Regions from separate parts of the Homo sapiens genome. Here region 1 is linked to region 2. A link is a contact called in ENCODE Hi-C data. All regions are on one chromosome and are shown on one strand. The core of a region is the stretch at or near the end of the contact, and the rest is flanking DNA. Distances in the headings are between cores, read along the strand shown.

Region 1 (4,306 bases), core at 572-3,071, 640 kb after region 2:
ACTGCCTGCTGTTTGCCCTAAATTCCCCCACCTCCACCCTCTCACCCCCACACTGCTTTCTTCTTGCTCCCAATGGGAAAAAGGACTCTTGCTTCAACTTTCTTTTCAGCTGGTAACTTGGCCTTTGGTGCGGTGCCCCCCACCCCAGTGTCAGCTGCAAGGTCGGGCTAGGGCAGCCCCCTCTAGCCTAGGCCTGTAGAAGCTGTGGGTTCACAGTGGGGGGTGAAAAAGCTGGAGTTAATGAAGACCAGCTGCTAGTCTGGGTTCTGCCTACAGCTAGCTGGAGGCCAGCCTTTGGTGGTGGTTGATGGGGGGGTGGGGTGACCTCCATCCATGGGCACAAGGATATCCTGTGGCAGCTAGGCTTGTGCTTCTCTCTGAGCTTAGTTTTATCCTTAGTTTATAAGAGAGTATCTGTTTCCTTCCCCTACTCCTCTCCTCCCCAAATAACACTCAGCTCTTATTGAACTTTATAACTGTAGTGGTGGCCCAGCTGAGATCTGAGGATCTCCAAACCCTTTTGTAAACACTCATTAACTGCCTGGGAAGAACGAAGAGCCCTGTTTAACAGCTGGGAGAGAACTGAGGCACATTAGGGTGAAAGGTTTGACCTAAACTCACCCCATGGACTCCACCCTGGGGCCTTCCATCCTTAGTCCAGCTCCTTTACTCAGTTCTTCCTGCAAGACAGAGGTGGAGGCATTGCTGGTGTCTTCTCCCCTTCTAGGGAGAGGCCATGCCCTCTCCCCTCAAGTCTGTCGCTGACTTCCTCTGGCCCTTCCCCTCATGACGTTTTCCCTGCTCTGCTGCTAGAGATATGTGCAACTCTCCTTGCAAAATGTTCTCAATCCACAACTTCAGAATTCTTATCCAGCTTTCTCTTGCCCATCTAGCCCACCAAACCTGAATTCTCCCTTTTGAGCTACTGAGAAGACTGGCTATACTAAACTGAATCAGTGACCTTGAAGTTGATCTGTTGTATTGAGGTCCCTCTGCCCCTATATTTATCCTAAATGGTATCTAGGAAAATATTCTCTCTTTAACTTGTTTATTCTGGTCATAAAGATTCGGGACATTACTGAGGGCTGGGTAGGGGCACTAGTTGACCTCTAGGTTCTACGTCCTGTTCTTCCACTGACAATTACCATTTCCAGTAATAGGTGTAACCCAAAGTTCTTTTTTGTTTTTTTCTCCTTCCCTAACCCCACCTGTTTATACTCTTGCCTATATATGTGTATTTGCAGACCCCACACATTCCCAGATACACATACATTGGTCCTACATGTTTCCCCTGTTTCCAGCTGCCATCTAAGTGAGCCTGCACTTTTTACATGCTGAAAATCTTTTTTCACCCTCTATGGCCTCCTAGGTCCTTGGGAATAATTGGGAGGGATGAAGGGACTCCTGCAGTCCATGAGGAAGAGGACAGAAGTGAGCGCCCAACCAAAATGAATGCTCCCTTTCCAAAATCTCTAGCTGAATGCCTTAGCAGGAGTGGCAGGGAAAGAGATCTTAACCCCACCTCCAGCACCAAAACCTAAATCCATCTGCTCAGGGCAGGCAGGAAGAAATGTCTATTTTCTCCTGTTTCAGGTCATCCTATCCTCGAGTTATCCATATGCTGTGTATTTGAGACAGGGAACTGTTCCTGTCCCCAGCCGATGACCAGACGCCCATCTTTCTTCCAGTGGGTTACTTCTCCCCCATCAGTCCTTCGCTCTGCGCCCGCTGACCCAGTCGGGGCTGGCTGGTGGAAGAGGGCGGGGAGAGCCTTCTAGTTGGCGAGTGGGCTTTAGGACCCAACGGGAACCCGTGCCTCTTGCAGCAGCCTAACCCAGAAGCAGGGGGGAATCCTGAATCGAGCTGAGAGGGCTTCCCCGGTTCTCCTGGGAACCCCATCGGCCCCCTGCCAGCACACACCTGAGCAGGTAGGACCATGCACACCCCTTCCCAATTCTTTGGCCGCCTTTGACCCCGGCCTCTGCTTCTGATCTAGCCATTTCCTTCTCGCCAGTTCTGGCTTTCCCCATCCCTCCTCTCCCGTCGCTCACTGTAGTCCTGGGAGGTGGGAGCCTGGGAACAGTGGGGTGTCTGAAAGCTCAGAGCCCTCTGCACCCTCCAGCACCCTTCCTGCATTTCTCCTGAGGCAGTTCCCGTTCTCTAGATAAGAGTGGGGAGTAGGGGGAAGGTCTGCCCAGGCCCCACGCCCTTGCACCCTCCTTTGCGGTATTGCCTAATACCCCTTCCCCCACCTCACCTAGACTGGAGAATTGGCAAGTGCTGAGGTAACAGAGAGAGGAGAGAGCCAGAGAGGGACCTGAGCTTTCCCAAGGGATTTCTTTCTTGCTTCCTCACCCAAAGAGCTCAGGACTTTGCCCCTACTCCCTACACACCTTGTAGGGGAACTAATGTCCCCTTCCAGGTTCATCTCACACTTGGGTGGCTAAAGGCTTTGCTAGAGGGTAGTGGAGGTTGTGAGCATTTTGGTGAGCTTTTCCTCTAGGAAAGTTCTTTCAGCTTAGAGCCCCCATCCATGTCAACATTTCAACACCTGCTGCAGAAGCCCCCCGACCCCACCTGTGTGTGTGTGTGTGTAGGGACAATGTGGTTGTAAGATCTAGAAGCTTTGGATAGAGGTGGCTGCATGCATTGAAGGGGAGGGATACCAGAGTGTGGCCCAGGCCAGAACAGGCTCAGTCCAGATGGCTAGGGAAGGGGGTGTGGACCAGATTGAGGAGGTCACCCAGCCTTGCCAGCTCCCTGAGCTTCTTGGCTTTCAGAATCTCAGGCTCCTGGTGTTTCTCTAGAGCTACAAGGTCCCCAAGCTTCTGCCCCGCTACAGGCTCTCTGGGAGAGGGCTAGATGGCACCTACTGTTTACAGTGGCTTATTTTTCTCTCCTGTGGTGGGCAGACAGGCCCTGCTCTCTGAAGATCTAGGGCGTGTCATTCTGGTTTGGTGGGTTTACAGGAAGGGTGTACACCTTGTCTGACTTACCATGTGTGAGTGTGTGTCTTGCTTCTGGGGGTAGTAGACTGGGGAGGGGGGTGATAGAAGAGACTGGTCACACTGAGGGAACTCCTCTAGCAATCAATGTATGATAGGAATGGGTGGCATGTCCCCATCTGGTAGCTCTGTCTAGGTGTGGGGTGTGCTCTGCATTCTTCCATGGCTCCCCGGGTCCCCTAAAGGTTGGTTTTAGAGGACAGGGTGGATAATGAATTGGCTTCAGACTTCGTTCTGGTCTTGATCCAACAAGGAAAGTAGAGATTCTGACTGTGAGCAGTGAACTAGGAATCAGAGGCCTGAACTGGAGACTTAGACTGGTTACTTAACTATATGTGTTTATATAGGTCTTCCCCTTTGCTAAGCCTTAGTTTCTCCATTTGTAAAAATGGCTATCAGTAGCAAGCAGGGACATTGCCACTAAAACCACAGAGACAATGTATCGTAAAGCTCACTGCAAACGGTAGTAATGGCTGGGGGAATCTAGGATGGAATCCTCTTCCTAAATCTAGGTCAATCTCTCCGCCTTTAGTTTTCTTCCCCCATCCTTTGCCCATCTGGGGGATGGAGGAACTAGGCAGGGCTATTGCCCCGGTTACTGCAGAATTCCCCTAATGCAGGTTGTAGCTGTTACCAGAGCACCTGTGGTCACAGAGTACAGATCTCTCCACCAGGCATTTCTTCCTCTGGGGCCCCATACTTGCTCCCCTGAGCCATGTCTCCACCTTCCTTCTGCCATCCCTGCTTGGCGTCCTTGTCTCTCTCTCCCCTGCCCAGTGGCCTCCTTGTCTGGCTCACTGGGCAGGAGCCCTAATCGGATTCGACAGCTGAGATATGTGTGGCGGCTAAGAGCAGGCAGGAGGGAAGCCAGTGGGAGGATGGTATGAGGACTGCCCCTGGCACTGCCCCGGCCTCCCAAGCACCACCTTGGGCCTGCTGATTTCTTACTTGGCTTGGCCCCAAGGAAGGGGTGCCAGAGGAAGCTCAGGAATGAACAGGCTGGGGTCTGGAGACTAGGAGAGGAGGAAACACACCAAGGTCCTCAGGACCTGGTTGATATTCGATGACCTTAATGTCAGTGTCACTGACTCTGACAAGGAGGAAAGGACAGCGATGAGCCAGGCTGACCCCCGCCACCCCATTCCCATAGCCCCACTTTCTTCTCTCTTCTTGTTCAGAAATGTTTCACTTTGCCTCATCTAGCCCCTTTGGCCAGTAGGTCACATCTGGGAGCTTCTGGGGGTGCCACATGTCTGCCTCAATCTGGGCTGTTTCCTCCCCTCCAAGATATTTCACTGTCT
Region 2 (4,248 bases), core at 115-2,614:
CCTTCCTCCTCCCTCCCGGCTGGCCTGCCCCCTTGCCTGCCTGCATGCAGGCTTCCAGCAGAGCCAGCTTCTTCAGAGCCAGGTGGATCCTGTTTCGGTCCTGCCTAGGTGTGTGACCCTGGGCGAATCTACCTCTCTCAGCTTCTGCTTCCCACTTTATGAAAATGGGACTGATGTCACAGGGTTGTTATGAGATTAAAAGATATGAAGAACCGGGGACAGTGCTCAGTAATCAATAGTCTGCAGTTCTGCACCCACGTGCTCCTGGGTACTCTGCCGTCCCCACAGGGTCCTCAGCTCAGCCCCTGTCACTGCCTCTCCTGCCACCCTTTGTCCACTCGGCAGTGTTCTCACTCCTCATCCCCCCACACCCACCACCTGTCTGCCAGCCTCTTGCACCATGAGTTGCTACTCCTGGGGTGCTGGACTGTCCCCACAGCCATCTGTCTCCCCTGCTCCCCATGAAGAAGAGCCAGTCCCCTCCCAGGTAGCACATCAGAGCGGGCAGGCTCCAGAGCTCTTCTGGTCCTCTTGCAGTGGCCAGAAAGTGGGGAAAGGGGCCCAGAGAGGGGCAGGGACTGACCCATGGTCACACAGCCTATTTATGGCTGATCTGGAGCCAGGCCTTCTGACTATCACCCATCAGAGCCCCTGGATTCCCATTTCACCCAACACAGGTGTTGGGGTAGAACTGGGGGCCCTCCACCCCTACTAGCCTGACTGTCTCCTGAGACCTGTCTCCTAAGACCACTTACCTGACCACTGGCCATGGGGAAGGAAAACACCTGGCCAAGGCTCATGCCCCAGGTTCCCAGGCATGAAGTTGACTGTCTCCGCCCCTGCTGGTGTGGTGAGGGTGACTGGGGACTAGGCACTAGGCCTTTGGTGCAGGCGCCTGAGGACGTGGTTGCACTCTCCCTTCTGGGGATATGCCCTTGAGCCCAGGCAGAGGAGAGCACAGCCAGGGCAGGACCTGGCAGCCCTGGTACAGAGCCCAGAGGGGGCATCAGTTCCTGCTGGTCCTGCTCTGTTTACAGACAAGCTGCTGTCCTCCCTGCAAAGGGGAGTGGGTGGGGCAGAGGGCAAGTGCCAGGGGGGCACAAGGCTGGGCATGTGGCTGGCATGAGACGGTGTCTGAGTAATGTCAGGCACCTGGAGGCATTGACCCCAGGACCTTGGACCCCAGACCTCTGACCGGGGGGCAGCCAGCGTCCAGGTACCCCAACCCCTGCCCTGGGTCCGGCGTCCCCCCATTAGTGAGTCTTGGCTCTACTTATAGCATCTGACACCAGAGGGGCCGAAAATAGCCCCTGGAGAAGGGGGAGGAGGGGGCTATTTAAAGGGCCTGGGAGGGGAGAGAGAATGAGGAGTGATCATGGCTACCTCAGAGCTGAGCTGCGAGGTGTCGGAGGAGAACTGTGAGCGCCGGGAGGCCTTCTGGGCAGAATGGAAGGATCTGACACTGTCCACACGGCCCGAGGAGGGGTGAGTGTGGGTCTGCTAGAGCCCTGCCTCTGCTCCCCCAGAGCACCCTCACTGAGCCATGAGGCCAGAGCATGAAGCCCTGGAGAAATTTCTGGGGGTGGGGGCAGGAAGAATGCCCCATGGGGAGAGCAAAGGGGAACCACCCTTCCTGCCCCCAGGTCCCAGCAGCCCAGGGGAGCCCCCCACCCAGCCTGTGCCCAGAGAGCAACAGCTCCCAGGAGCTCACTGCCCCTCCCCTCTCCCCAGCTGCTCCCTGCATGAGGAGGACACCCAGAGACATGAGACCTACCACCAGCAGGGGCAGTGCCAGGTGCTGGTGCAGCGCTCGCCCTGGCTGATGATGCGGATGGGCATCCTCGGCCGTGGGCTGCAGGAGTACCAGCTGCCCTACCAGCGGGTACTGCCGCTGCCCATCTTCACCCCTGCCAAGATGGGCGCCACCAAGGAGGAGCGTGAGGACACCCCCATCCAGCTTCAGGAGCTGCTGGCGCTGGAGACAGCCCTGGGTGGCCAGTGTGTGGACCGCCAGGAGGTGGCTGAGATCACAAAGCAGCTGCCCCCTGTGGTGCCTGTCAGCAAGCCCGGTGCACTTCGTCGCTCCCTGTCCCGCTCCATGTCCCAGGAAGCACAGAGAGGCTGAGAGGGACTGTGACTTGGGCTCCGCTGTGCCCGCCCTGGGCTGGGCCCTTCCTGGCTAGGACTGTGGAGGGGAGCTGCTGGCCATGGCTGCTTTGTAGTTTGCCCAGAGTTGGGGGCTAGGGGAGGGGGGAGCCAGAGGCCAGGATGCCTGAGCCCCCTGAGTTCCCAAAGGGAGGGTGGCAGAGACAGTGGGCACTAAGGGTGGAGAGTTGGGGGCCAGCACAGCTGAGGACCCTCAGCCCCAGGAGAAGGGACAAAAGGTACTGGTGAGGGCAAGAGGTGCCTGGGAGGAGTGGCCCTGATCCAGGAAAATGTGAGGGGAATCTGGAACGCTCTAGGCAGAAGAAGCTGGGAGGGAGGGGGAGGTGAAAAGGGCAGAGGCAAGGATGGTGGGGCCCCCAGCACCCTCTGTTAGTGCCGCAATAAATGCTCAATCATGTGCCAGAGTTGCATCTCTTTCCTTGTGGTTGGGGGGGCTGGCCCATGGGTGTCCCCTCAATGCCCACTTCTGGGACCAGGCTCCGCATCTGAGCTAAATATGGCAGAGCTAATGGGTACACCCCATACTTGGGGTGGGGGTGGGGGCAGGACAGAGCTGTAAACAGGGTGCTGTCTCCAGTCTCCTTCCCGTACCCTGACCGCTGCCCAGTCCTGGCTTCTGTGTCCAGCCCCCTGGCACTGGGTGGTAACCAGCAAGCCAGCTGGCATCCGCATCCAGGGTTTGTTTCAATGATGTCTCGTGGAGAATATGGAGGGGCTGGTGCCAGGACTGTCCTTGGCTTTGCCTCGGGGTGTGAACGGGGTCAGTGACCTCTAAAACTAACCTGCCTCTCAGTTCTGAATCCAGACAGAATCAATCCTCAGCTGTGTCTCGCTCCACACCCCCTGCCCTGGAAGCCAGGGAAGGTTGGAGGTGCTAGGGGGTCAGGCTCCCCTCTGTGACCCCTGCAGCTGTTGTGGTGACTCATGTCCCAACCTAGCTGCCTCTCCCAAGGAGACTTTCCCCTGGGGACAAGGGGGAGGGAATGGCATGGAGGAGGCCCACATCAAGCGGGGCCAGGAACCCACGGTGGCAGGAGCTGGGCTGGTGACCTACCCAGGGCAGAAGGGCCCGGGACTCATCCAGAGGGGAAGGAAGGGGTCTTCAGGAAGACCACGGAGATGCCACAGGCAGAATTGGCTTCCCATCTGGGAGATAGGTGGGGAGACCCTGGCATTTTGACAGCCAGAACCTGGGGTGCTGAGCAGAATCTTCATGCCTGGCCTGGCCGCTCCTTCGGAGGGAAGCTGGAGGGTGGGCTGCGAGAGGAGTGGGGTCAGAGCCCCTACATCCGCAGGACCCCAAATCGGCTGGGCCCCAAGGCCCGGACTGCGCTCCCCGGTGGCCCCGGCGGCCCTCCGCGAATGCGTCCTGCCCCTCCCCTGCCCAAGCCCTCTGCCCTCACCCGGGTCCGGCGCCGCCCCCGAAGTGGCGGGAACAACCCGAACCCGAACCTTCTGTCCTCGGGAGCCCCCAGATAAGCGGCTGGGAACCCGCGGGGCCCGCAGGGGAGGCCCGGCTGTTCCGCCCGCTAAGTGCATTAGCACAGCTCACCTCCCCTATCGCGCCTGCCATCGGACGGGCAGTGCCGCGCCCTGCTCTGGGGCCCCCGGAGCGACCACAGCGGAGGCCGGAACGGACTGTCCTTTCTGGGGCGGGGTGGGGAGGGGGTGTCGCTGGAGGGCCCGGTGGCATAGCAACGGACGAGAGAGGCCTGGAGGAGGGGCGGGGAGGGGGAGTTGTGTGGCAGTTCTAAGGGAAGGGTGGGTGCTGGGACGGGTGTCCGGGAGGGAGGGGAGCCTGGCGGGGTCTGGGGCCTCGTCGCGGAGGGCGCTGCGAGGGGGAAACTGGGGAAAGGGCCTAATTCCCCAGTCTCCACCTCGAATCAGGAAAGAGAAGGGGCGGGCTGCTGGGCAAAAGAGGTGAATGGCTGCGGGGGGCTGGAGAAGAGAGATGGGAGGGGCCGGCCGGCGGGGGTGAGGGGGTCTAAAGATTGTGGGGGTGAGGAACTGAGGGTGGGGGGCGCCCAGAGGCGGGACTCGGGGCGGGGCAGGCGAGGCGGAGGGCGAGGGCTGCGGGAGCAA

What was found. Hi-C counts contacts between places; a loop is a spot of excess contacts on that map. Pooled maps may share reads with other maps.
Region 1: a map of heart left ventricle shows a loop between it and region 2 (3-fold over the local background). The contact joins the promoter of RARA here to the promoter of TCAP in region 2. A Hi-C loop is called at or near these places in 1 of 168 maps with a recorded cell type or tissue (heart left ventricle) and 1 of 50 pooled maps.

What each region holds. Positions count from the first base shown.
Region 1 is chr17:40,307,359-40,311,664 of GRCh38, forward strand. It overlaps RARA (retinoic acid receptor alpha), which reads left to right and starts at 1,822. Exons shown (of 9, transcript NM_000964.4): 1 at 1,822-1,928. RefSeq lists enhancers at 1,249-2,134, 1,514-1,683, 1,694-1,823, 2,135-3,018.
Region 2 is chr17:39,663,985-39,668,232 of GRCh38, forward strand. It overlaps TCAP (titin-cap), which reads left to right and starts at 1,365. Exons shown (of 2, transcript NM_003673.4): 1 at 1,365-1,485; 2 at 1,732-2,570. The coding sequence starts at 1,376. The coding sequence ends at 2,125. STARD3 (StAR related lipid transfer domain containing 3) reads left to right here. Exons shown (of 15, transcript NM_006804.4): 15 at 1-217. It also overlaps a transcript of PNMT not described here. RefSeq lists enhancers at 1,784-2,521, 2,522-3,259.